Regions from separate parts of the Mus musculus genome. Here all the other regions are linked to region 2. Evidence: chromatin loops called from intact Hi-C (ENCODE). Cell type or tissue: heart. All regions are shown on one strand. Region 1 overlaps Itga1 (integrin alpha 1). Region 2 has its middle 130 kb from the start of 4930435F18Rik. Region 3 holds the start of Itga1 (integrin alpha 1). Region 4 has its middle 170 kb from the start of Gm25985. Region 5 overlaps Itga2 (integrin alpha 2). Region 6 overlaps Itga1 (integrin alpha 1). Region 7 has its middle 110 kb from the start of Gm25985.

Region 1 (4,000 bases), 1.7 Mb after region 2:
AGGAGGCAGAGGCAGATACGTACAGCTAGCAGATGTCTCATGGGGTTATGTTCAATATATATATAAGAAATATTAAGGTCTAAAACATCAAGAAGCATAAAACTGCCAACTGTGTTGGTGGTGCATGCAGACAATAGAAGCTTTGGGTTAGGATTGGTCCAGGAAGGTCACAGGAGGTGAGCATTGCTGACCTGAAAAGGAGAGGAAGGATGTAGACAAGAACTTCTTCAGTCTTTGAAAGACTAAACTGGCTCAAATTTGAAAGACCCATCTCAAAACACCAGATCTTGCTGTAAGGAATGAGAAATTGTATGCACCATGTAAAACTGGAAAATTCTTTAAAATACCCTTAAATATTTAAAATTAGTTAGGAAACTCTATACACAATAGGCAAATGTCAATACGTATAGTGTTTTAGACTGAAAAATGTCTAACTATGCTATTCAGCGGTTAGTTTTGAATAGTAAATAGATTTTTGTCTTTTTTTTTTCCCCTTAGTTTCATGGGTTTTCCAAGCATGCCACAGTGAGAATTCATTAACTTCATCCCACCATCTGCAAGGATGTGGTGGGCAGGATCTGCTCAGGTTTTGGTAGGCAAGGCTGAGTAAGATCTTCCTCCTCTGTGGGAATCCTGGCTGCAGCCATTCTAACCTGTAGCCCAGGTATCAGGAGAGTCAGACTGAGTAGGTCTACAGGCAGCCCTGTTGCGACAGGCTTGGGCCCCAGAGGACCCGTGTCCTTTATGAGAGTACAGCCATAACTCACAGGGGCCACCACAGTCTGAGAAGCCCCATTAAGTACACAGAGTTCATTTCTAACTCCACCCAGCCTGAATGTCACATTCTAATTGAAGTTATTTTCACCTACATCAGCATCACTCAGCAGCTCAGGGAGACTCTTCTCAGCAGACTCCAGAGGAATCTCAGAGGGGTCAGAGGTAGTCTCTCATATTCAGGCTAAAGCATTCTTATTAATTTAGCCGTATGTACTAACTTGTATTTACTAAACTCATTGTATCTCATAAACTCATCAACAATAAAATAGACCACTGGTAGAGCTCAAATGTGACACACAAAGAACCTAAGATGGTTAATTAATATTATGAAATTGAAAGAGAAGAGGTAAAAAGAGATGGGAGTCAATGAATGTAAGAGAAGCAGAGTAGGAAAAAATGATATCCTGTTGTTGACAACTCAAGTCTGTTAGCATTCTGAAGACGTCTGTGAGTAAAGGGGAATGTAAAACATGTGAACATTCTTATGCAAGTAAAAGAGAATGCAGATCATTTGCTTTAAGCAATAAATTCTTTGAGACTGTTTAGATTCTGAAGAGAAAAAAAAGACAATAAAATTAAATTAAATTAAATTAAATTAAAAAAAGGCTGCTCCAGGTTTAGAAGCTCAATCATTCATGAAGTTGTGGTGATTTAAGAACACTATATCTTTCGACCTGTTCCCTGTGACAACACAAATTCTAATGACAGAAGCTGCCAGGGCTAAGATTGAAGAAGAGGGAAACTGGACCGGGGCAGCTCATGAGCTCACACTCAGCTCCAGAACACCTCTGACACTAGGGATGGATGTCCAGCAGAGCGAGGACGCACAGAGTCATTTATTATTGTTATTATTATTATCATCATCATTATTAACTAGTTTAAATTTTTTTAAAAAAATTGTAAGCCTTTCAAATGTCTGTGAAATGGTACCTTAGAGAATCACTGAAAGAACATTAAAAAAAAAAATCCCTCCTCACATTTATGTCTAGCCTGGAGCCTGGAGCCCAGAGACAATCAGTGTGCAGTAGCAAAGTAGTGAGAGCATGGCAGAAGTATCTTCATCAAGCCGAGGAGAACCCAAAGAAAGGACCAGTCTGCTCTGTGGGACAGGCCGTTGTTTAGGGGTTGAGAGGAGAGAAAGGAGCTCTCAGGGATAGAAAACTAGTGCTGTCTATGGTGAGCATGGTAGCTTACACCTCTAATCCTAGTGGTCTGAGGTTGAGACAGGAGACTTGCCACAAGTCCAAGAACAGCGTGGGCTACAGAGGAAGACCTTGTCTCAATCCCTCACAGACCACCAAAAAAAGTTATATGTGGCACAGATGCAGAATTATATGCGCAGCGACAAAAATACACTTGCACGGGAATATCTGTAAGAGAAACATGAAGAATGTGAAGTATTCAATGCAGGCCAATACGTGAAAAGAGCTTTAAGCATTTAGATAGTGTGATGCCAGTTCTTTGCTAAAAGAAATCATTTTCTTAAAAATGTTGTTCAAGAGGATTGCCCAGGCAATCTTTTCCTATTTTTCTATCCCTCGTAGCTGTTGAACCACAACGTAGCCACTTCAGAGTAAGCACTCTTTAGAGACCAAGATGCAGCATACTCTGCGCTTTTGCCGAAGGACTTAGCTACTTCCACGCATTTATTGCACCTTCCCACGTTACCGTATTTACACATTGATGATACCAGAATACCTTTGACAATCTCTTCTTTTTCACTGTAGTCCTGGTCTGATATGTGGAAAAGCAAAGACAGTAGCGATAGACGTAAAGGTAGGCAGGTCTCTAACTTCTAGACTAAAATCTTTCACCCTTTGTCCTTCTCAGAGTCAGGACCACTTCATCCTTCAGCCTAGAGAAGACTTGGTTTGCACAATTAGTTTTATAAGACACCAGCTTTGCCTTTGACACCAGCTCTCGCAATCTCTTCTAGACCCGCAGACTTCCGCTTCCGGGTGAGCTTCCGAGATCTCATGCCCGCTTGTTTTGTATTCTAGATCGGATCCTACTTTGGTAGCGTCTTAACCACAATTGACATCGACAAAGATTCTTACACTGATCTGCTTCTCGTCGGGGCTCCCATGTATATGGGGACAGAGAAAGAGGAACAGGGCAAGGTGTACGTGTACGCTGTGAATCAGGTAATGACATCTGAGGTTGATGAATCCAGAAAATGCCTTCCTTCCCCTAGTTCCACTAATGCTGCTCGAATGCATTGCGGGTAGAAAAAAAAAAAAAGATCTAAGAAGTTTTGCTAGGCCCATTCGATTTCACAGTTTCAAAAGAAACATTTAGAATCCAAGTTAACTAATTTCAGACCTTAATTCTGTTTTGCTTGAACATATGAAATATGTTTTTTTGTTTCTGTTCTTACTATAGAGTTTTGTTTTGTTCTTTTTATTTTACCAGAATATGAAAGGTAAGTAACAGAAATGCAAATAACGCTCATGTGGTAAATATCCTACTCATAACCTATTTATGAGCTCCAGCCTGCATAGGTTGAGGGACATCCACGGTTACCATGGCAATAGCCAGAATCAACTTAGTAGCAGTGATACCAGGTCCTTCCTGGGAGACACAGTGGGTTTCGAAACTGGTAGCCAGGTGGAGAGAGATTTGTATTTCAGTCCTAATTTTAGACATCATTTGCTGTGTGAAGTAATTTTTACCTTACTAATTAAAAGGATATTTGCAATTTACAGACAGGCCAGTGGCCAGGTTTGTGTTGTGTTTTTGTTTGCTTGTTTGTTTTGGTTTAATTTTTTTCTTGTATGGTAATTATTTTAAATCATAGACTGCATACCTTTCATCCTATCTTTTCCTTGGCTTTCTCCTGTGCGATTATTTGAGGAAAGAAACTGTGATGTCTCTCTCTCTTTCTCTCTCTCTCTCTCTCTCTCTCTCTCTCTCTCTCTCTCTCTCTCCCCCTCTCTCCCTCTCTCCCTCTCTCCCTCTCTCCCCCTCTCTCTCTTTTCTCCAAGAAAATATGTTCTCTCTTAGCAGTGTCTGTTTTCCTCCACTCCAGGCAGCCTTTGCTGTTTGAACAGAGTAAATTTTGTCCTTAGGTGGAGAATGAACAAAGATTCTTAGCCAAGAAGCATGCTGTGGTGAAGCAGGGCCCTGGGCACACAATGGAGGACTTAATTTTTGCTTCTTTAGTAAGTCAGAAAACATGCAACTAATTATAGCCTTAGCTTCATCAAGAAGAGTCTGTTGGAAT
Region 2 (4,000 bases):
GGATTCCAGTTTCCTGAACTAAAGTGGGCATGTAAGGTGACACCTATGGTTGGACTGCAGAGCAGTTGGTTAAATAAGACAACCATCAAATACTTGCTTCTTTATGGACATTTTTTTCTTTCTTCCATTCAGGAATATTTGCCAATAAATTGATACATTTTGAAGAATACCTCAGAAAACTTGTTCCTTTTCACCTTCTGCTTCATCAGAATCTCTAATTGTGCAGTTCTGACTGTAGGTGGAGACAGTATATCAGGAGGATTAATACAGTGTCACCATGTACCTGATATGTCACCCCAAAATATATCAGGTAATTAAGGAGGCTCTACTGTAGTTTTAAGTTGTGGTCCTATCCAGTGAGACTTTGAATTCCAGTTGTATATTCCTGAAAGATGTTGACTTTTGTTTTTAACAAAATCTTGCAAAGAAAAAAAAAAAAGACACCTGTCCTTCTAGTAAATTGAGGGAAGGCAGGGGATAATTAGGGACAAATGATCTTCAGAGTGAAACCATGGCTTTACAAGTTCAAGTCTTGGCTAATAAAATTCTCAGAGTGATACCAGGAATCAGACAAATACCCAGAAATGTGTATTTCCCATCATTGCTGTTATTTGTATGCCCTATCTTTCCCCCAGCTCCTTTATGACTCAAATCCTTGTGTAAATTACCATAAAAGGAAAGCACTTTATTTATAGAGGGTTCTCTTTTGCCTAAATATTCCAGATGAGAATTTTTTTAAGTGACAATGAAAACTAACATTTTTAAAAATGTTGTTAAGGATATTGTAAAAACCTTAAACATCATCCACACTTCAAAGCAAAGTTCAAAAATCTGGGTTGCATGACTTGTCTCTTCGGGAAATGAATTCAACACCTCATAAAAATATCTTCAGGCTTCTCAGTAAAGCCATGTTTGTTCTTTGTGTGTTTGGAGTTTGTACTTTCTCTGAGTGCAGAAGATGTGTTAGCAAGCTAACTGGGATTATGCCCTTTACAGAAAACGAAGGCTCCTTTGGGAAAACTATTTGTCCAAAAGGAGTCAATGGCTTTCTGGCTTACAGTCCACTGCTTCTTCTAGCCCTTCTCTCAGTAGTAGCTTTGTGTTAAGGTCGTTGTTTTATTGATGTTGAAGTTCCTCACAACATAATTTACCCCCAAGGAAAGAAGCAGCAAAGCAGGAAATTATTCTCTGAAGTCTCCAGTTGTTTCAAGTCACAGCCTGATACTAAAGCGCAAAATTCAGTTTTCCATACATTAATATCATCTTTGCAACATCTCCAAGGAACCTAAAGAGAAATAGCAATCCTGAGGGTTTCTACAGGGAAATAATATCTATCAAATAAGATACATTAAAAAATTAAGTGTTAAATCGACGTCTTTTTAAAAATTGGGCTCTAGTCTGATAGTACTTTGGAAAAGTCAGAAAAATTTTAACTACGGGCTCTCCACTCTCCCTACCTTGAGGTACATATTTTGAGAGAAGATGACTTTCGATCTTATAGTCTGAATTGGAATACCGGAAGTTCTGACTGTGATCCTGGGCGCAGCCGCGGATGTATGTGCGTGTGCATGCTCAGCATAAAACAGTCATGCCCCCATGACTGTCAGCAATCCTATGAAGGAGCCAGCTCAGGGCTCTATGCCTTCTTAGTGGAGCAGCGTGCCTTTACGGTTTCTCTTCCCTTTGAAGACACTAGGAGGCGCGCCAGCACCAAGTTTGCTCCTTTACGCTCTGTACCAACAACGCTAAAAGGTTTTGTTTTGTTGCTTTTTTTTTTTTTTTTCCTTCATTTGAAAGTCTGCAAAGGGAAAAGACTGGGAAATGCACTTGGTCTGTTTATACATCCGAGGCCCGGAGGTGTTACTTTAGAGAACAATATCCTCTAGAATGGCTTTTCCCTCTCACCCCGCCTCAGCTCTCATTCTGTCTCAGGTGGACTTGGAAAAATACAATAAAATAAAAAAAACTTCACACAAGGAGAAAGTCCCGCCCCGAGGCCGGGTGGGATGGTTTACAGCCTGGACCTCCAGCAGTTCGGTGTTTAAATAAATCTTAGTGAGCAATGGAGACCGATCTTCACATTAATCTTGAGTAATTAGCGTTATAACCCTCGGCCCGTTCAAGACAAAGCTTTATGCAAATGTCCCCCCTTCCTTTCCAGATGCCTCTTCCCGGGGCCTGCCCCGGTCCCCTTATCCCCTAGCCCCCTGGGTTGCTAACGCCCCTGCAGATCCAGAGCCTCTTTTTTAATAACACGGTACGTTGAGGACCTTTAAAAAAAATGATGAGGGTTCTGGAGTTTTTAAAAGATTTAAAAAAAGGGAAGTAAGGGCAGCTGCAGAGGGGCGGGGGAGGGGGGTGCACAGCCGGGGCTGTTAGACAGGGTTAGCCTCCAGCGAACTGGCACCTGCCCTTGGCAGCCAGGCTTGTTCAGTCAAGGACAGAACCCACCGAGTAATGAGATTCGGAGGTTGGGAAGCGAGATTTTCTCCAAACATCAGACTGGAGGGCTGAGGGAGGGAGGGAGGATCTTCCAAGGGAGACCTTCCAGGAAGGTTAGATCTCCAGTTTGGCCCTTGGGACACCACTCTGACTTTCGGTCCTATACATAGAGAAGATTCTGAACTTGGGTCCTCAGCTGGGAGTCGCTGCTAAAAGGAGACATGGCCTAACAGGAGGCGGAGGAAGAGAATATGAGAAACCCCAACTCACAAGTTTTTATGCGCAAAGGTCGAGGAGGGCGGCGCTCACACAGAGCACAGACACGGAGCTAAGAGCGTTCAGGTCTCTGTCTGGTGCTGTACTATCTGCTGTGTTGTGTTGACTGGCTCTGAGGACTTAGATTTTCAGTTTATTCCAAGGACCCGCTCGCCGTTTTATGGCTGTACTTATTTTTTAAAAAATCTCTCTGGTCCGTAACGAAATGACTCAAACTCCCAAATCTTTGCAGACCTGAGAATGGAGCCTCCCAAGCTTCAGTGTGCATCCCTAATGCCGTAGTCCACCCAGCAACACACACACACACACACACACACACACACACACACACACACCCCACACCGCCCTCAGTGCTTCCTTTCTCACAAAGCAGAACCTAATGAGTGCTAAGGTATTAAGCAGAAGGGCTCAGAGAATGTGGCCTAGGGACTGTACCTGTCACTCCTCTTGAAAACTTCTACAGAAACAGTTTTCTGATTCAAAACGCGCCTCAAGCCTCCACACACATTATCATCCTTCTGTCTTTATACTTTTAGGTTATTCCTTCTCTCTCTCTCTCTCTCTCTCTCTCTCTCTCTCTCCCCCTCTCCAGCTGACCTCTCCATTCTCAAAAAGGTAAGCATAGCACTAAGGGGGAAAGCCACGGATGTGACTCTTTTTAACTCATAATAGCTGTGGTCTACACTGTGTTTATGAAACGGAGTAAGAAAGGGAGGGGGCTTAATGTAACGACACCGCCAGGCTGTATAAATACAATATTCATTTTTTAAAAGTGAAGTGGATTTGGTTTACTCTGAAGACCAGTAATTCAAACAGCACCTATCTGCTGCAGATAGAGCAGCTATGCACATCTACACGGGCAAGTTTGAAATTTAGAACAAGGCTTTGATTTATTCCCTTTCTATCAGTGATTAATGCCCCTTAATTAGCTAATCTCAAAGCTATTATTTACACCGATGGCAGACAAAGGAAAACCTGATGATCCAACGCTTATGTCAGCTTGGAAAGCTAAAACAAAACAAAACAAAAATGTTTTATTCAGAGTGGAGTCCAGAGTCTTACAAGTGAACCTTAAAATAACAAAGAATCCCAAAGGTAAAAATAAAATAAAATAAAATAATAAAGCCACTTTAAAAGATTTAGAAGAATACTCCTCGGTCGCTCCCCAATCTAAATCTTCTTCTTCCTTCCTCTTCCTTTTGCCTGGAGCAATGTGAGAGGAGATAATTAAAGAGGAAGACTATGTTTTGTCTTCTAAACATTAAAAATCTAGGAAATTTCT
Region 3 (4,000 bases), 1.6 Mb after region 2:
TTCTTCTTCTTCTTCTTCTTCTTCTTCTTCTTCTTCTTCTTCTCCTTCTCCTTCTCCTTCTCCTTCTCCTTCTCCTCCTCCTCCTCCTCCTCCTCCTCCTCCTCCTCCTCCTCCTCCTCCTCCTTCCTCCTCCTCCTCCTCCTCCTTCTTCTTCTTGTTTTTTTGAGACAGGGTTTCTCTATATAGCTCTATAGCTCTGGCTGTCCTTGAACTCACTTTGTAGACCAGGCTGGCCTCGAACTCAGAAATCCGCCTGCCTCTGCCTCCCAAGTGCAGGGATTAAAGGCGTGTGCCACCAGACTTCTTTAACATTTGTCCTTTCCCCTTGTCGCTTCTGTATTTCTCTATTTGGCAGTTTACTTAGTGATACCTGTGTGCTTCTTCAGCCCTCCCCACTCCCAGTCCCTATCTATGCTCCCTGCCTTGTAGTCTAGACAGTGGGTCCTCCTTTGGGTGGCACCCTTCTCCTACTTTGTCCTGCTCTGGACAGGGATGTCCCAGTATTTGCTAACTTGGACTGATTTCTGCAAGGGGCTCTAACCACAAACCCCACTCATCCATTCCTTCCTCTTCTTTGAAATTCTCAAAAGTGCTAAGCCACTTGAAAATGACACATATTTGTTGAAGCTAGAAGGGATCATGAGTGACCAGGCACAGGAAGCCAGGAGGAGAAGGAGGAGAAGGGGGAGGAGGAGGAGGAGGAGGAGGAGGAGGAGGAGGAGGAGGAGGAGGAGGAGAAGGAGAAGGAGAAGGAGAAGGAGAAGGAGAAGGAGAAGGAGAAGGAGAAGGAGAAGGAGAAGGAGAAGGAGAAGGAGAAGGAGAAGGAGAAGGAGAAGGAGAAGGAGAAGGAGAAGGAGAAGGAGAAGGAGAAGGAGAAGGAGAAGGAGAAAACTAAACAAAACCTAAAACAATACCTTGGCTTCTATTAGAGCAAGTTCTCAACGTTCAAACATCCTAATTTAGCTTAGACAAAATAGTCCACATTCCATTTCAAGGGAGACTGCCTTCCTCCCCACCCCCTTTCCCTAACTCTTCCTTCCCCACCCCCAGTCTAGTTTCTCCCTTTTTCCTGGCTGTCTTACTGTGATTTCCCCATCAAAACCCTTTATCTACAACTGCCTTTAATCAGGAGTCTTCTAAAAGAGGCAAGCTCTCTGTAACTTAAAGGAAAGCCCTCCGAGAAGCTTGCCGGTGGCCAGGATGCCTGGAGGCGAGAAGGCTCCAAGGCCAAGTTCCTGAGTCCGCTAGCATAAAAGGGCTAACTTCCTTGCGAGTCTGATCCATTCTGCGCAGCTGGACACAGGAAAGCAGCCTCCCAGCAAGGAGTAAAAGCCCGGGCACTTTGAAAGTACCCTTTCTACCCAGATCCGGGAGAAGTCCTGGGGTGCGAAGGCGGGGCTACTAGACTGGCGACACCCTCCTGAATGTCCAGCCCCGCCTTCCAACCACCTTTGGGATTTGGTTCGTGAAGCAAGATCGCCCTCTCAGTGAAAGGCAGATGTCCCTTTAAGGTTTGCTTTGCTGCTGCCTGTGGACTTTAGCCTAAACACGGTCCCGCGAAGTTGGCTTTATTTGTCCATGTCTCGGACAGAGCCTGGGTGGCTGCCAGTGAGATTTCAGAGACTTGAGCGCAAAGGGGCGGGAGATGTGGCAATCCATCTGGGATCTGAGAAGCGTGGAGCGGGCTTAGCAGCATTCGACCAAAACACAGGAAATTACTCTTCCACCGCTCCAGGGCGCTGCAGCCGCTGGGGCCGCTGCCGGACACCCGCGGAGACCGCACCGAGTGACCCAGAGCGCAAGTCGCCGGCGCCTGGCTTCTGCCTGTTCCTGCCAGCTCCTGCCCACGAACCAGTACGTCGCTGGTTCCAGCAGCCACTCCAGCAATGGTCCCCAGGCGTCCTGCTAGCCTAGAGGTCACTGTAGCCTGCATCTGGCTTCTCACCGGTGAGCGACCCTGCTTTCCTGAGCATCTCTGGTGGGGCTTGGGGCTTTGGTGAGGGGTGACACACATAGCAGAAGGGCAAACCAGAGGGGACCTCAGGTACAGCTGTCAGTTCAAAGGACTGAAGGTAGCGCCCGCGTGAGGGAGGAGGTGCTGAGAACTTTCCAAGTACATCTGGCATTTCTAATTAAAGTTGTTTTTAAGTTGTGCGTTGTGTTTTAGGCATTTGAATTATTGCAAGGGAGAGAGTAACCGGAGGCGTCTGATTAGTGTGCAAAGTTCCTGCCCTAGGGTTGCTCAGAAGTGAACTTGATAGCATTTTCTTCCTTTTTAATACTTAGGACCTTCTCTGCCAAAGAACAAGGAAAGACAGGCATGCCAGACAAATCTACTTCTTGTCCCAATATGACGTTTCTACGTTAGCTCCTAAGAGGCGGAACATTTTGAAATTGAATGTTTAGCACCCAAATGTCGCAGTGCTGTCTTTCAAATACAAATGCGTTTCTTAAGAAGGTGCAGTACCTTCTTAAAAGATACTGCAGTGTTCTATTCAACTGAGAGAAATGTGGGGACATTTCCGATTTCCCTAACAGTAGCTAAGCTCACAGCCTTTATTGTAGTTACCAGTTGGGGAGGGAAACTGAGCTGGTGTCCAAGTGAAAGGATTTAAGCACAGTTTATCACTTCTTTAGTTCTTCAATTAGTAGCTTTCTTTAACAGGACATGATATTCAATTGCCTGATTGTTTTCACTGTTGGCGTGCCTAACTAGTTAATTTCACATTGGACTATTACATAGGGCCAGTTAACCCTGCAGTGGACGGCTAAGCACTGAGAACCCTTACATTCACTTCCAAATGGAGTTTTAATAAGCCCATCCTCTGTCATAGTAAAGTGGTGTGGGCAGTTAACGAGCTACGGGCTTTCATCCCAACATTTCCCACTCTTCAGGAAATGCCCAGGAATCCAAACAGTGGTGACTTCTAAACAGCATTCTAGGCCAAGGAGTGGTTTTAACCTACCGGCTCCTGCATTGACCCTTGATGCAAGCTTGGCTTGTGAGTCCCTTCCAACCCTAACTTTCAGAGATTGTATCTTGATGTTTTGCAAAATCGGAATTGTTTACTAATTACTCAAGCTGTATCTTTTTTTTTTTTCCTCCCCATTTTACCAACCATTCAGTCAGTGTGCAAACGAAACTTCCATATTCTCTAAAAGGAGGGGTGGGGATGAGAAAGCTACAGTTTCACATATACATTGGTATGACATGCTTTGCTGAATCCAAGATGAGAGTTAAAAGAGGCCGATCGGCAGGTTTTTCTAAAGTACGCTCCAGTTATTAGTGTATAATATTTAGAGCATGGTTGACCCAGGGCGGACAGGTTCCTTATATTTAGTGTATTTATGTCCATTCCACAAGACACAAGGCATTAAGTATCCCGGGTTTGACTTTTTCCTTATCAGTTACTCATACTTAAAAACCATGGACTCAGCAGTTAATCTGGAGTCTTACAGACATATCCATTTAGGAATGATGCTACAGAGCTTAAACTGTCCCTCGGACCCACCTACCAAATATTTTTCTTGTATCTATTTGAAGTAGATCATCTGTAGTAGTTCGAGATTGCCCTCTCAGATAAAAATCCAAATTTCTCAACAGATTGCCCAAATTCAGGCAATTTCTTATTGCTGCTGCAATAAGTTGCCATTGATTTATTGGCTTAAAACACGGTATTTACAGTTTTACAGTTCTATAGGTTTTAAGTCACACTGTGATAAAAATCATGCCCCACTCCCCCCACCAGGGCGTTTCCTTCCACTTCCTGAGGCTACTTTCAAAAGTTGACATGCAGTTTTTCAGTCTTCCTCTCTGGCCCGCTTCATGGTCGCATCTTCTCCAGGTCTACCTGCCCTGGGTCCCTCCCTGCATTTATTCGGTACCTCTTTAGGAATGCCCATTCAATCTCTCTGCCAAGTCTGCTTTCTCCTCAAAGGTAATACGCTCAACTTTCACGGATTAGGGCAAGGGCGTCTTTGGTGGTTCCACACTGTTAAC
Region 4 (4,000 bases), 1.4 Mb after region 2:
AGCAGGAATACAGGGCATCAAGTGAGGGATGGGGTTGCCATCCCACAGTCAAAACTCTGACCCATAATTGTTCCTGTCTGAAAGAATTATAGGGATAAAAATGGAGAGGAGCCTCAGGAAAAGAAGGTCCAGTGACAGGCCCAAAGTGGGATCCAGCTCAAGGGGAAGTCCCAAGGCCTGACTCTATTACTTAGGCTATGGTGCACTCACAAAAAGGGACCTATCATGACTGCCCTCCAAAAGACTCAAGAAACAGTTGAAAGAGTCAGATGCAGATATTTGCACCCAACCAATAGACAGATATTTGACACCTGTGGTTGAATTAGAGAAGGCTGAAAGAAGCAAAGGAGGAGGGTGACCCTGTAGGAGGACCAGCAGTCTCAATTAATCTGGGCCCCCGAGGTCTCTCAAACACTGGACCACCAAACAGGCAGCATACACCAGCTGATGTGTGGCCCCCAACACACATACAGTAGAGGACTTCCGGGTCTGTGTTCATTCAGAGATGATGTACCTAACCCTCAAGAGACTGGAGGCCCCAGGGAGTTTAGAGGTCAGGTGGGGTGGGGTGGGGACATCCACGTGGAGACAGGAGGGTGGGGAGGAGGTGTGAGATGTGGAGCAGATGAAGGGTGGGTGGGGGGAATGGAATATGGAGTGTAAAGAATAAATTAATTTTTAAAAATAAATTATTATTTTATTATCATTACTAAGGAGCTGTACAACTGCAGGCACGATATTTTTAATATTAGCCATTGCACAAAGGTGTGGAAGGACAACTCTTCAAGTGTATAAAGAACAGGAGTTTCAGGTATAGCTTGTGCCAGGGGAAACTGTGAAAAGTACCTGCTGCTTCCTCTTCTCCTGTCCGTTCAGGTCTAGATTTGCTCAAAAGTTCAACAAAGAGCAGGTCTTCATACCTGGCATCTGCTGACACTTTGAACTGGGCTGAAATTCAGAACTCGCTTGTCACTTTAAAAAGTGTTTTTTTTTTCCCATGATAAAATTTTGCTAGAAATTATATTCACGCTGATTAAAAAAAATACAGAGCTGATTTTATAGCATGTGATGTTGATTCTTTATGGATAACCAGGCTATCTTTTCAGTGATTATTAATTGTAATGATATGAGAAAAAGAGAAAAATGAAATGAAAATATTTCAGTTTTGATTGAATTTTTTTTTTTTTTTTTTTTTGCTTTGTGCCACAGAAAGTCTTAACATGACTTAACATGAAGGGAGAGGTTTTGGCCTTTGTCACTTTTATATTTCCTCTTTGGTAAGATTTTTGTTTCTTTTCTCTAAGCATTTTCACAAGTGTCTGTTATTCATCATATATTTATTTTCTTCATACTTTAGCAGTAGAACGGAATGTATAATTTTAAAATAGGAATGGATTACTCAGAAAAAGAAAAAAGAAAAAAAAAAACTACTGGCTGAAAGACATAAATCCATATAAGATGCATATAAACCAGACGTGTGCTGCCCTCTTTTGGAATAAGTAAGTGAAGCAAGCTCTTATTGTACCCCTGGTATTTAACAGTTGTCTGCATCTTATCATTGCCACACTGCAGAAGAAACAAAAGCGTTACTGTCAATCAACCTTTTTTTTTTTTTTTTTTTTTTTTTTTTGCTAAGAAAATAAATGGAGAACCATTTCAATTTGAGGGATTCACACAATTAAATTTGCAGAGAATTAGTGTCATACTAAATAAAAGTATATTTGCTTCAACTACTATGAAATCCAGATTAGGTGATAGTGCAACAAATGACAATACTACTCTTCTCATGAATATTTGAGTTTTCATGTAAGCCTTAAAATGGTTACATAGTTGTATAAGTGCAAATTTGCATATAAAATGAAATAGACGTAATTTGTACATAACTGTTTTTGAAACATATTGTTCAATTATGAAAAACCCTGAGCAAGCCTTAAATATACCATAATTAAGAGAAATGTTGAGTACATTTTCATTTCTATTATACTCATAACCATTTGGGAAATGTAAAATATTAACAAAGATTATTAATGCCAACCAAGGTGGTAAACAAATGCTTGTTGAATCTGTAGAGACCTCTAAGGCTAAATAATGAATCTGAGATGAACCTACACAAGCCAAGGCCAGCAAAAATAAACAAAATGCAGTATCTGTCTATGCTTTTGCTGAGATGGACAACATCAGTTAAACCTGATGCCTGTTGGATTTCTCAGAAGCATGGCCCCGCTTGGAGAGAAATTGTTTGCAACTCTGATAAGGATAATTTATGTGGATCATCATGAAATCCTCCCAACGTGCAGGTCTCAAACAGCAAACAAAGGCATTAGTGGATTTGGAGCACCACTAACATGGCCCCAAATTTTCAGGCTGGAATAGAATTAGTTTTTAGCCGACCCTGCTTTTTGACATCATTTTCAAAGAACTTTTAGGAAATCTTTTTTCACAAAATTAAACTCTTTCACTGTGTGTTGCATAAATTACTGCCTGTAAATTCCTGTGTCTGTGTGTGTGGGGGGGGGGGGGAGTATCACTTTAGTCATTCCCAAAATAGAGAAAAATGTTAAATTCTTGGCTTCATTAAAACATTTCAAGAGCATCTGTCAATAATTCCCAACAACAGCAATGACCAATAGCTTTTACTATATACTGGATGTAAAAAGATTATAGTCATTAAAATACACAATTACTCCATACTTAATAAAACCTTAAAATCAATAATCTTCACTTGAGTCCAATTTTATATTATTTCACACTTTAAAAAATCCACATCAAAACTACTTGTCATATGAATAAATATTGATAAGTATTTTACTGATATCCAAACCTTCATCTCATTTAATATTTTTACATGTATATGCAAATATATATGATATAAATGCCCACATAATTTATTCATTAATGGTTATTTCAGAAGAATAGCTCAATATATTGACACAGATGTTGAGGAAAAATTATCAACTCATTGACAACAGTTGTATTATCTGAGGTCTAATTTTTAGATAACAAAGATGTTTTCAAAGGAGGTCATCATGGCAAGGTATAAATGAAGCTAAATTATCACGTGGTCATGTGGAAGTCAAAACACCCAGGTGCAACTAACCATATTGGATATTGAAGAGTGAACCTAGATCTATAGATAAGCAATTTGCTTGATTTGGGGTAAGAAAATTAAATAGAGATTGTCTAGACAGAATGACCTCATTGCATATATTAGCTTCTACAGTAGTCTAAATCTAATGAAAATTCTAAATTACTTTATTGAATAAATGTTTTTAGTTATGTATATATGTTGCTTTCTATGAGATGTTGGCAATTGTACAATACTCATATTAAATTCTCCACTCATAATACAAAAAGTTCTATGAAATAAAGGTTAGAAAACAAAATTTCATTTATTCCTTTTTTCTGTTGTTTAGTAGTTTTAAATATTCTATTATCAAATAATGACATTTAAGTATGTATTTCAGACATTACTTTCAGAGTATTTTATCATTTATACAATTAAGAATTGGAAAATGAGACTATAAGGGAAAAACCCCTATTTGTTTGCATTTTCATATTTCTTTGCACATTGCATTGTACAGTTTTAAGTTTAATATATTTCTGTAAATTAAATATATTTACGTTTAATAATTTAGGTTGGATTGTCTGCTCTGATTAAAGAATAGATTATTTGAAGGACAACAGAAAAACGGACCACAGGATTTAAGTGTTAGGGTTAAGATTAACCTGAGGCAGGCCATGTAACACACTACAGATGCCAAAGGAAATCAACATAACCTGAGGGAAGGATCTGGTTTAAAAAAAAAATTAACTTGTAAAAAAAAATTGGCTTCATACCTGGGTTATTTGCATTGATTTTGTAGAAGAGCACCATTTTCTGTTACATATGACATAAAATAGATCTTGAAAATTCGGGGTAAGAACCAATAGTGATTTGGGGTATTTAAAACACAAACAAACATAGCAACTGACAAATGTCCATGGTAAATGTTCTTGAGCA
Region 5 (4,000 bases), 1.9 Mb after region 2:
ATTGGGGGTCAGGTAGATTGTATTTGAGAGGAAATTATGTGGTCCATTCAACCACAGCTTTGCTTTATAGGACTCAAAGTTGTCAGGGTAAAATATACATCTCATAAATGGTAGATCACAAAATGTGATCTTAAGAACCTGAGTGGCTTCTTGCATGGCCACCACACGACAGCAACACAGTGACACAGTCTAATAAAGAAATGGGACTCACTTAAAAGTCACACAGCACTCATTGTAGCAGCAAGCTATGACCGTCTAACTGGGCAGATGCCTTTCTAGTTAGCAGTGTTATTTTTACACGACAGTGAAACTTGCCTCTTTAACTGTGAAGAATAAAGACAACTAGGCCAATTTACTCTAGTCACCTCAGTGATTATTCCTGATACATAGCTGAACCCGACATGTGAAAATCTCACTAAGATTTCATTGAACAGAAGGCAGGATTCTCAGCTGAGCTCCCTCATCTATCTCCATGCACACAGAGAACAACTCTACACACAAAAGGGACTCACCCTTCATGTACTTTCAGGAAGGGCGGAGCCATCAGCAGGAAAAACATCCAGAGGCAAAAGATAAACATGGGGGGAAAGTTGGAAGTACAATATTTACTACTTTAAAGTATAAAGACATAGCCATTGTGTAAATATATAGATTGTATTGTTTGTACTTGATTTTGGCAAAGGAAGCCGAGACGTAAATGTATATATTGCACAGCTGTATTAGAATTGTCTATTTTTTAAAGAGGAAACTGTCCTATTTCTCAACTGATAAGTACTCCTGGTAAGATGTAATATTTGCTGGTTTTAATTAAATGTGTCTTGTCATTTTTCTCTCCACCAAAAGTATATAAGATGGATGTATTTCCTTGTGTATCAACTTAGTGAATTTATCTGACTTCTTAAAAACAATCAAACTGTAGTAATTGACATAAAGAAAAGCCCAAGAGCCAGACAGAAACGTTTTATTTAACTGTAAATCATCCTTTTCATACCCTGTTGTTAAGTATCATTAAAAGTGTTTTGACAGTACGCTGCTCTCTCCTTGGGTTCTTACTGCAACACTACACATATCAGTACGTCTTAGGGACTGCTTTCGCTTCAGCACACATTCAAAGTTTAATTCTAGGCAACTCGAGCTGTCAGCTGCCTAAGTTTCTGTTCTCACAGAAAATGAAAGCACCTGATGTGCTGCAACCTGCAAAGCACAATTAAAACATTTGAATATTAAGTGGGGGAGGGGCTTAAGTGCTTCAAAACTTCAACACACTGAAATGAGCACACTGCAGATTAAAGCTGGACACAGTTACAGACTGCCATCACTGTGTGCATGGCAGACTGCTGCAAAATTCAGGAAAAGTTTGAGGGTGTTGCCCCTCCTCTCAATGATAAAATAGCTCCCAATTAGGTATCAGGCATTCTTTCATGTGGCCTTCTACCTGAACCAAACAAAACCAAACCAAACACTGAAACTGTGTTTAAGATACAATGTTGGAGGGAAGAAAAAGGTTGTTTTGGTTTTAGTTTTCTGGTATTTAAAAAGTTGCATACAAAGTATTTTCAAGATATTCTTTCCCCTTACTCAACTCTTCCCAGATTCTCCTCACCTCCCTACTTATCTGTGTTTTTCTATCTCTCTCTCTCAAAAATAAAATAAAATAAAATAAAATAAAACAAACAAAAGTAGCACAAAAAAGCATGGAATCCACTGTGTTGACCACCACAGGGTCTGCCCTGGAGGGTGGTTGATAAACTGAGTGACACTCCATTAATGTCCATTAATGTCCCAACAGATGTCAATTGCAAACAGTTAGTTGGTCAGGGTGGTCTGCTTCTCAATGCTGGTATTTAAACCTTATCAAAGCCATCATCTGTCCCAGACAGGTCGCTGTATAATTTTATATTTATTCATGTGTAAAAGGTAAGTGACTCCTCTTATTAATTCTATATTAGTATTAAATTAATTAATTATAAATTAATTCCATATTAGTATTAAAAATTATAAACACTTTTTATTATTTTTATTATTATTTTATTATTACTATTTTTATTATTAATTCTATATTATATTATATAATTAATTAATTAATTCTATATTATATTATATAATTTTATATAAATAATTATATAACATATTATATATTATATATTTATTTATTATTTTATATATTTATTAATTCTATATTAGTATTAAAAAGTATAAACACTTCCTTAACAGTCTCTCCCTATTAGGGTGCTATTATTATTATTATTATTCCTTAACAGTCTCTCCCTAATAGGGTGCTATTGTAACTTTTCATTTTTTAATAAGATAGCAATTAAAGATCAGACATTAGGTCTCACTTAAAGACCACTCCAGCCTTATAGAATGGCTACAATAAACTAAACTTTTTGATTCAAGTCAATACAGGATTTAAGTCAGTCACAATTATAGCCCTGCATCTACTGCCCTCTGTTGGATGATCCAACTAATTACAACACACAGTAGTCTAGAATTGCTTGCCCAATTAAATTTAATCAGATGCTGGTTCACATCTGTATGTGGTACCACTTCCATGTCAAGTGTGTTCCATTTGAGACACAGTATGTGAAGCCAACAGCACAAGTATTCATTCGGTAAGTATTTGAGAACATACTATAACCTCATGCACTGGTTAGGCACCTTGGTGAACCTCGTGCAGCTGAGGCTAACGGAGGTGATAAGCTACTGCATGCAGTACTTCAGGTAGCATTAGGTACCGTAGCAAATATGAGACAGAGGAGATGGACGGGATTCCACTTTCATGCAGGGCAGTCTGTGAAGGCTCTCTTTAGAGATAACATTCAGAGACTAGAAGAAAGAGAAGCAGGGCACATACATCTCAGAGGGAAGACTAACCTAGGAAAGGTAGGTGTAGCCTGCCCACACCAGCCTCAGCAAAGCAGCAAGCCTGGAGCAGAATGGGAGCTGGGAGGAAGGCTACTCTGTTGGATCGCAGAGGTAACTCTGGGACCTGGGGTCCCAGTACCTGTGAGAAGCTCTCACTAGGAAGATGTGTTAGGCTGGAAGTGGTAGAGGCAGAGGCAGCGTGGCCATTAGGTGATGCCTGTAATCCACGAGGCCTGGACTATGAAGGGGGAGTAAAGAAACGAGATTCAAGCCTCACCCAGACATCCTGTTAGCCCAGGCATTCACACTCAAACTGTCAAAACCAGGACCCAAATGACGGCTCTGTAACCACTTCTCTCAAAACATTCTGAAGCCATATTGTGACCTTGCATGACCTTACTCAAAGGATAAAAATCTAGAGGCTCTAGATGCCGTCAATGAGTGGACATCTGCTACTGTCTCGTGTGCAGACAAGAGCCTGTCCATTCTCTACCACTCAAGGCATCTGGAGCATACACATGAGCATACACATGAGCTCACGATGGTCGTGTTTCCTGCGGGAAGTCTCCTCAGAACCACAGCCACAGTCCAAAGGGAGCAATCTGTAAAAGACGCTGCTCCTTTTTAAAACTATTCCTCTACCTGCTTTAAGAGCAAACTGGCAACTACTGCGTGTCAGGATGACGTCAGCCCCTTCATCTCTCAGGAACCAGTTCGCTCTGCCACTCCTGCTACGGTAAGGAATAGTGGATCATCTGTTGGATTCCAGTGCTGGGCCCTGCAAACTTTCAACGAGGTTCTATTCCGGTTCTTCCAGCACGTCTCAGGTCACATCCTACATCTGCGTGCCAGAGACTTAAAAGCACAGGCTGGGTCCCACACTGTATAAAGCCTACTTAATGATAGAACAATTCTTTAAAACCATTTCTAACTGCTCTATGTTCTTTAAAAACATGATCTTCAATAAGGTCCTTTTAAAGAACATTTGAATAGGACAATCTGTTTGTTGTTGATTGGTTTGTCTTTGTTTTGTTTTGTTTTGTTTTGTTTTGAGACAGGGTTTCTCTGTGTAACCCTGTTGTTCTGGGACTAGCTATGTAGACTATGATGGCTTCACACTCTGAGATCATCTCTA
Region 6 (4,000 bases), 1.7 Mb after region 2:
CTTGCACCACCACATGAGGGCCCAAGTGTGGATTCCTTCCACTGTCAACGAAAGAAAAAGCTCTCACTTCAGAGGAGTTAAAGACTTATTTTGGTTTATTTTGAAGCAAATATGAGTCTTGGGAATTCAAGTCATTTAACTCTTCCCTAACAGAGTGGGTTTCCATGTGGAAGCAGTTTTGTGGAATTTTACAGTAAGAGAACAAAGTCATAAATCCAGGTATCTCAGACTGGCAATTACAGCAAAGTGGAGAGTCTCCCCTGTAGGCCTCAGATATCATCTGAGGACATTCTTAGCTTTTAGGTCGGCTTGAAGCTACCGGACTTCTTAGTTAATAGATTCCTGAAAGGGTTTTGTCTTTTAGTTACAGAACATGAGCTGTGTAGCAGAGTTGAGCTAAAACTAGGCCAAGTTAAGGTAATCGGGCTGTGGACTTGTAGGTTGGCAGCTTTTCCACACCAGAGCAGCTCCCGTCAGTCAGACAGCCTCTGCAGGTACAGCTTCTTTTCAGGGATTCTCAGTCACACCGCCCACGTTAAAGAAGGCATGACAGCATGCACCTGGTACCCGGGGCAGGAGAGGTGGGCGAACAAGAAGCCCTCTGTTCACAGGCCAAGCAGCCTAGCTGAATCAGTGACCTCTCCATCCAAAGAAAGACTGTCTTCAGACACAGAGCAACTGAGATCGATGAAGGAAGATCCTAACATCAACCGCTGCTCTCTGCGTGCATATGCGTACACACAAGGAGTGGGGGAAAAAAAACAGAAATGTAAAAAAAAAAAATAAATACAACAATGATGTTGTATTAAACTGTAAAGCTGGACACTTCAGACAGTAGATGATTCACACCCTAGGCAGACGACGGGAACATTAAAGGTTTGATCATGCTACTTGAGACAGTACATAATTGAAAACATGACTGTTTTCTTCCTGGAGTTTTAAAGTAACTTGGAAGTTACGTGAAACAGCACACACTCTCAGTGTTTCAAACATCATTCTTCTCCCAAGAAACAAAAGCAAGGCCGTGTCACAGAACAGAGAACAGAGAAGTGTTAGAGTTTTAGGGAAAGCCGGGGGGGGGGGGGGGGAGGTGCTGGAGGGACAACTAGTTTTCTAGATGCCTTTGAACCATTTCCTCATTGGAAACTAACTCACAGATCCCCCAAATACCATTTTGATTCCGAGCTCACACCCGGCCACTTGGTACAAAGTCTTCTGTCTTTGAACTAAACATCTGAGATGGCTCTAAACAGCAGGGGTCTCCGAGGACAGGAGATAAAATCTTTTCTCAGTCAAACAATCATTGCAGAACAATAGTCGTGAAAGCACATATAATATACAAAGCAGAGTGTCCTCTGATGCACCCACATTACCCTAGCAAGTTAAATGCAACAATGTGCGAGTCATCTCACTGTTTATGTGTTTGCAGGGCCAGAGATGTGGCTGTAGTTAAAGTGACCATGAATTTTGAACCCAACAAAGTGAATATTCAAAAGAAAAACTGCCGTGTGGAGGGCAAAGAAACAGTATGCATAAATGCTACAATGTGTTTTCATGTGAAATTGAAGTCTAAAGAAGACTCAGTTTACGAGGCTGGTAAGCATTATGGTTGTCGCGTGCACTTTGGGGCAGCGGAGACTTCATTGGCTCCAGGATGATGGCCTCTCCCAAGCATAATAAACTGCTCATGACATTTGCCCAGTGAGTGCGTCCACCCTTGAAACCACTCCTGCTCCAGGAGGAACAATAGTGGGAGCCTAGTCAACTCCGCAGCAGAAAAGAGATATCTGAACACAATGACCTCAAAATTCCATGTTTTCCTGTGCTTCCCCATATGTTTATAAACACTCACAGATAGCATTTAAAAAAGAATCATTTCCCTTCTACTGCCCCCTCCTGGGAAAGGCTGGTATTATAGATGACCTGATGATTTCAAATGACAAATACCCCTCCCTGCCCCACCACCTCCCCAGCCCCAGCCCTGATCCCATTGTTCTTTTCCCACTGAGATCAGACTTCTATTTTTAGCCACATATGGGGGGTTATAGTTTGGTGGCGGAGGCGGGGGGGGGGGGACGCTGGATGTATTGTGTCAACCTGTGTGTCCCCTCTGCCTGGTGTTCTGAGCTTTCTAAGACAGTCTTCATTGATGTTGAAATACATTGGGGTCAAACTGTGAGGGCCATTGGCTACAGAATTGTGGTTTACTCCACAAACAAAATACAAAGGCAATAAGGAAACTCACTAATCTTTAAGATTAAACTGTCTTAAGTTTCTCTGGTTGTGCCTCTCTGATAGTCTTTTGACTCAAAGGCAAATGAAATGCAGAGATAGCCATAAAGACTTAGGCTTTCATATGCAACACTATTTTATATTTTTTAATAAAGCACATAAAGGAGATTTGTTGTCCTCTTATAAAGAAAAAGGACTCACTCACATTCTTTACTGTGGCTTGCTTATTTTATGGACTTTCCTAGTGTTTTGGTCATAATCTAATTGACGCATTTCTACAAGATGGTAAAAAAAATGGTCATTGTTTATTTTCTTTTCTATTGAAATTTATTTGAAGTCAATCAGTATTCCAGGCAGTTTTCCAGTATCTCTAAACTATAAAAATTATTTAAAACAGAAATTGAGTAAATGAAGACTTAGTTAATAAATCAGAGTTCACATGTATGCCTATGTGAGTGTGTGTGTGCATACATATATTACACATAATTATAACGTAAATGTTCAGTGCATGGTCAAGTCTGAGAGCCATTCTATAGACTCCCTTGAGGTTATGCCCATGAGAGCTTCTATCTCTTTATCGTAGCAATGTAGGTCTTCTTTGTGTAGGATCTCCTACTGATTCACTTGCTCGAACTTTTGCTCGCTAGTTCAACACAGTAGATCAGGTGAGTGTCTATCAGTTTTCCTTTCCTCTTTGTAGATCTGCAGTACCGTGTCACCCTTGATTCGCTGAGGCAGATATCACGGAGCTTTTTTTCTGGAACTCAGGAAAGGAGGATTCAAAGAAACCTCACCGTTCGAGAATCCGAATGCATCAGGCACTCCTTCTACATGTTGGCAAGTAAATCCTGTGTTACAGCTGCCTTTCTCCAACGTGCGAGTGTTGCGTGCACTCATGGGAAGTCACTCCTTCTCTTTGGTTATTAAGAACTGAGAACTGACGAGTTAGGACTTGTATAGAATTTGATGAGCATCAGACACATCTGGCTGCAGGCTGCTGATGGTGACTGCAGCCATGTGTACAAGGTCAGCATGTCCGCTCTGTCCAAGGACCAATGACAAAAGAAATCGCCTAGTTTCAAATGTTACAAGATCTCTTTGCCTTATATTGGCTATTTGAACATTTTGTCTGGAGCTGAATGGGATACAGTTTGTATCCCTGCGTCCCTGGGTTCTGTACTACTGGGGGAGGGGGGAGAATTCATTTAGTCTCAGAGGATCAGAATAAAATAAAAATTGTCATAGGGTTACTGAGGCAGTTCACAGCATTGTTTTTGACATGACAGATTATGGTTCTTACTGAAATGGAAAATACTAATCACATTCCCATCGTTTCCATATTATTATGCACTGGAAAATTCCGTAGATTTAGATATACATGAGTAAAGTACTCATCTGAAGAGTTTGCTCTTCTTAAAGTGAGCCACTTTCCCAGAAGTATTGGAAACTGATGATTGGCACCAGGTCTCAAGAGAATCAACGTTTTTGCCACATAGCTCAGGTGGTATATCCAGGCAGGGGAAATATCAGGTCCCTCTTTGGAGCTCGAGAGAGTGCCCTGTCATAGTCTAGTGCCTCCACTTTCCCTATAACCCTTGTCAAACAGGTATACCTGTCAAACATGGTATACCACTTCAGTGAAGCAAGGGCTGGCTGAAAGGTGATGTCAGGTTAGGTTCACGACGAGAATGTTCCAGTATGCCACAGCAGCAGAGGGATGCCACAACAGAGTCATAGCATCCGGTGACTATGACAGCAGTGACAAGTG
Region 7 (4,000 bases), 1.5 Mb after region 2:
GGGGCCTCCAGTCTCTTGAGTGTTAGGTGCATCATCTCTGAATGAGCACAGACCCAGCAGTCCTCTACTGTATTGCATTGGGGGCCTCATATCAGCTGGTGTATGCTGTCTGTTTGGTGGTCCCGTGCTTGAGAGATCTCGGGGGTCCAGATTAATTGAGACTGCTGATCCTCCTTCAAGATCGCCCTTCTCCTCAGCTTCTTTCAGCCTTCCTTAATTCAACCACAGGGGTCAGCTGCTTCTGTCCATTGGTTGGGTGCAAATACCTGCATCTAGCTCTTTCAGCTGCTTGTGCAATATGATTTTTTAAAATAAATCTCATGCTTTGCCAATCCTCTTTGATTATAATTTCTCAAAACCAAGACTTGGGTAGAAACTGAACCGCATAAAATTCAAAATTACAGCTTATAGTGCAGATATTCTGAGCTGCTGATTGAAAGCAAAAATCCCATTCTTTGATAATCACTGAGTAGGATTCATGTAGTAATTAAAACACCTACTGAAGATGTTACTGAATAGATGACACCCCCTCTCCACACTGAGGTAGGTCACGAAAACCCTTATTGACAAAAAAAAAGAGATAAATTCCTCAGAATACGGTTCTGGTTCTGCTCCAACATACTAACAAGAGCATAATCAGAGCTCAAAGACTCTGTGCCATAGAGTGTGGGAAGAATAAATCATTGTAACTTTTCCTTGGAACAGTGGAGCGCAGCGTTCTGTTCTACTCCTAGCTTGCCAAATGCTCTCTTGTGTAGAATTTGATCTGCTGAATAGAATTGTATGGTCTCAAGCAATTACATATTGGGTTACTTTGGCTAGAAATGCTGATTTTTGTTTTGAAATCATCCAAAGAGTATCTTCAAACACTATCTCTAGTAATTAGAGTGCAAGGAAGGCATCCCTTAGTCACAAGAAGAAGAAGTTCCTATTCTCCACAATATGAAGCCACTAGAGCAAGGAAGATATGTTCTTCTAAAGGCTGAGCAATTTCATAAAAATGTGTGCATTCTGTGCTTGAAATGTTTGAGGCACTAGCTTGGTTTTTACCAAACATGGAACAGAAACCAGACATATAACACCACCGTTTGACCACTTCTAAACTATGTCCACTTGAGTCTCTATTCTTCCCTTATAAAAACAGACAGTAGGAAGTTCAAGACCAAATACCAGTTTTCAAGCAATGTGGTGAAGGTAGGGGTAGAACTAGTCTCTCTCAAAAAGGACAGAAGATACACTTTTTTTTAAAGAGTTGCTTACTTTATTTGATGTGTATGTGTGGGTACCTGTACATACTTATGTGCACTACACACGTGCTTAGTTTCCTCAGAGATCAGAACGGGGAATCTGATTGTCTGATGTGCAATGACAGGCAGCTGTAGGTCATCATCATGTGGATGTTGAGACCTAAACCTAGGTCCTCTGAGAGAACAACGAGGACTCTTAATTGCAGAACCCTCATTTCCAGCCCATTTCTTTTCTGTATCAAAGTAATCTTTGTACAGACTCGGTGAGAACTCCAGAATTATATAAACCACATTCATGAGAACACAACGACTGGAAGTAGTCTTGAAGGCTAGCTGTAGACCTAGTATTAGAGATTATCTCGCACAAATCATTGTCCTGTAGTCAGAAAGCCGAGGAGCCCGAATCTATGCTGTTTTCCGTTCCCAGCTTATCCCAGACCTTTATTTTTTGGATTTATGATTGCTGTATTCCATTTGTAAGAAAAAACACAACCTTTCTGCATGGAATTATCTCTCCCAACAGAGATTTCAGGTGTTTTCTATCTTTTAGATAGAGTATTTCCTTATTTTCTAAGAGTACATTGTCTAATTATATAGGTTCAATTTATTAAAAGCAATCCACTTCGAGATTTTGTCCCTATTTAATAAAACACTAATTGCATCAACCAAAGTGAAAATTTTGAAGTATATTTCTCACTCTCATCTCCATATACAATTATGAAGTCTGAAAAGGAACCCATTACCCAGACGCATCATGTCGACGCAGAATTGGAAGAAAGGGGACTCAAAAGTTTTCAGAAGAAACGCTTGTGGACTGGGTATAGACGGATACACAACACTTAAAACTGCTCCCTGTTCAAGGGACCAAACCACTTCTACAAAGCAGCAGCCCAGGCAAAACAAAACAGAGCTCAATTCCTCCTGCAGCCTCCTTAGAGAAGAGAATCGTGACTCCAAGGTAAATACTCCCCTCTGGTGGTCGTGATTGAAATAGCATCTGGAAATAGCATCGGTGAGCAGGCTTTCTTGTAGAAAATGTCATTCATTTACCTCCATCGTTTGTCAGTCCCAGATACCATTGTGGGCGCCACGGAAAATATCTTAAGGATGAAAATAATGCAAGGAGATGTGTCCGGTTTTGCCGCAAGTCATAAAATGTTATAATAGTGCAGCTGCAATCCCACAGGCTACGTTCACAAACGAGAACAAGAGAAGTTGTTAAGGATATTACTCATTGACAGCCATGTGCCCCAGTGGTGTCAAAGCTTCATTTTCTGCTCTCAGAAGTTCACCCCATCTCTTGTATCACACTATATTTACTCTTGTTTAAGTGGGGGATGTCAAACCTGTAGTCTCAAACCGGAGTCCTGCATGTTCTTTCTGTTGTTTCTTTCAAAATAAGTGATATAATTTGATTTATCTCTATTCATAACTGAGTCCGAATTACTGTTCACCTCTGAGGAGGTTGGCTCCTGTGTGAATGTTGTAACATAGTAGGTGACAATGCTAGCAGGGATCAGTCAAAGGCCAATTTAAAAAGAAAAAAAAAAACCTTCACAGAATACAAAACAAGTGTGGTAAGCAGGTCTTGGGTCAAATGATCCAAGCTCAAAGAGAGCATTGCATAAAATTCCATGGCTAGGAAAAAATATGTTATTAACAACTTTCATGAAAAAATGAATCAATATCTGCGCTACAGAGCACAGCTCACTGTACCATCTAATTCTAGAACAACAGGAGACAAATAAATGTTCACCTTTCTTTTTATTTTTTAATCATTTTATTTGTTTACATTTCAAATGATCTCCGTCTTCCAGGTTTCCCCTCCACAAGCCCCCATCCCACCGCTCCCGCTCTCCCTCCCCCTTTGACTCTATGAGGGTGCTCGTCCACACAGTCACCCACTCCTGCCTCACTGCTCTAGCATTCCCCTACATTGGGACATGGAGCCGCCATAGGACCAATGGCCTCTCCTCCCATTGATGTCAGATAAGGCCATCTTCTTTTACCTATGCATCCGGTTACCTCTATGTATTCTTTGAGAATTCTATACGTGTATACGATACATTCAGGTCATACCCACATTCCATCTCCCCATTCCTGCTCTGCACCCCGCCCCCAACTCCCCATCCCATCACAGTCCTTCCCAATGAATGTTTTTCTCCACCCCCCCCCCTTTCCTTTTTCGCCCACTACATTCAACCACTACTAATAAAGTTGCACTCGGGGAAACTTTTCCTTGGAACATACTTGTTCTTGTTGCTCAAATGCGGGAGGCAGCAGAAGACTGTGGGAGTGTTTCTCCACGGCAGAAACTCCGTTGATGAGATACTGGCTTAGAGGCCTCCTCCTTAGAGAATGAAGAGCCCCTGAATATGGATGCTCGTTTTTAAAGATGGCTGTAAAGGGAAGAGTCACAATTCCTTGTTTGGGTGCTTCCAGTCCATTCACATTCCCCAGATGTTACACACCTGGAAATGAGAAACAATGGCCGCCTCGGTGCTCGCACCGGTCTGTCCCACCCCCAACTCTAGAGCAACCAGAGTTAGCTTCACACTCTGTCAGAGAGGGAAGGGTGGAGTTTGACAATCCAGTTTTCTAGCCTTATTGGGTAGGAATGCTTTTCTTTTCTATCACAATTGATTTGAATGAGATATCTTTATAAATTAAGAAAACAAAGCCCTCCTGTGTCCCTAATAAAAGGAAAGTTAAAAACAGAATTTTACTTAGAACAATATAATAAGATTTGAATT

The links. Hi-C counts contacts between places; a loop is a spot of excess contacts. Peaks named below come from ENCODE experiments on the same cell type or tissue, not always from the same donor. Only the 100,000 strongest peaks of a DNase experiment are listed, where the experiment ranks them.
Region 1: it touches region 2 in a loop (7-fold over the local background); 19 of 42 quality-filtered maps call a loop at or near these places.
Region 3: it touches region 2 in a loop (5-fold over the local background); 2 of 42 quality-filtered maps call a loop at or near these places.
Region 4: a loop joins it to region 2, with 10 times the contacts of the local background. A loop is called at or near these places in 11 of 42 quality-filtered maps.
Region 5: it touches region 2 in a loop (4-fold over the local background); 7 of 42 quality-filtered maps call a loop at or near these places.
Region 6: it touches region 2 in a loop (9-fold over the local background); 19 of 42 quality-filtered maps call a loop at or near these places.
Region 7: it touches region 2 in a loop (9-fold over the local background); 35 of 42 quality-filtered maps call a loop at or near these places.

What each region holds. Positions count from the first base shown.
Region 1 is chr13:114,992,715-114,996,714 of GRCm38, reverse strand. Itga1 (integrin alpha 1) reads left to right here. Exons shown (of 29, transcript NM_001033228.3): 13 at 2,778-2,921. Among named protein-coding and RNA genes, the nearest start is that of Itga2, 63 kb to the right of the region's middle. In heart, no CTCF peak of the experiment used is centred here; no DNase peak of the experiment used is centred here; H3K27ac peaks cover 471 bases.
Region 2 is chr13:116,710,114-116,714,113 of GRCm38, reverse strand. No RefSeq gene overlaps it. Among named protein-coding and RNA genes, the nearest start is that of 4930435F18Rik, 130 kb to the left of the region's middle. In heart, a CTCF peak has its summit at 1,691; no DNase peak of the experiment used is centred here; H3K4me3 peaks cover 1,640 bases; H3K27ac peaks cover 1,022 bases; H3K27me3 peaks cover 1,292 bases.
Region 3 is chr13:115,099,418-115,103,417 of GRCm38, reverse strand. It overlaps Itga1 (integrin alpha 1), which reads left to right and starts at 1,454. Exons shown (of 29, transcript NM_001033228.3): 1 at 1,454-1,947. The coding sequence starts at 1,887. In heart, CTCF peaks have their summits at 456, 1,738 and 3,739; DNase peaks (open chromatin) are centred at 1,517 and 3,837; H3K4me3 peaks cover 3,092 bases; H3K27ac peaks cover 2,245 bases.
Region 4 is chr13:115,285,051-115,289,050 of GRCm38, reverse strand. No RefSeq gene overlaps it. Among named protein-coding and RNA genes, the nearest start is that of Gm25985, 170 kb to the right of the region's middle. In heart, a CTCF peak has its summit at 1,501 (motif pointing left); no DNase peak of the experiment used is centred here.
Region 5 is chr13:114,830,109-114,834,108 of GRCm38, reverse strand. It overlaps Itga2 (integrin alpha 2), which reads left to right. Exons shown (of 30, transcript NM_008396.3): 30 at 1-1,028. Among named protein-coding and RNA genes, the nearest start is that of Mocs2, 14 kb to the right of the region's middle. In heart, a CTCF peak has its summit at 2,445 (motif pointing left); no DNase peak of the experiment used is centred here.
Region 6 is chr13:114,985,199-114,989,198 of GRCm38, reverse strand. Itga1 (integrin alpha 1) reads left to right here. Exons shown (of 29, transcript NM_001033228.3): 16 at 1,430-1,596; 17 at 2,933-3,069. Among named protein-coding and RNA genes, the nearest start is that of Itga2, 55 kb to the right of the region's middle. In heart, a CTCF peak has its summit at 1,879 (motif pointing left); a DNase peak (open chromatin) is centred at 1,738; H3K27ac peaks cover 408 bases.
Region 7 is chr13:115,228,887-115,232,886 of GRCm38, reverse strand. No RefSeq gene overlaps it. Among named protein-coding and RNA genes, the nearest start is that of Gm25985, 110 kb to the right of the region's middle. In heart, a CTCF peak has its summit at 2,229 (motif pointing left); no DNase peak of the experiment used is centred here.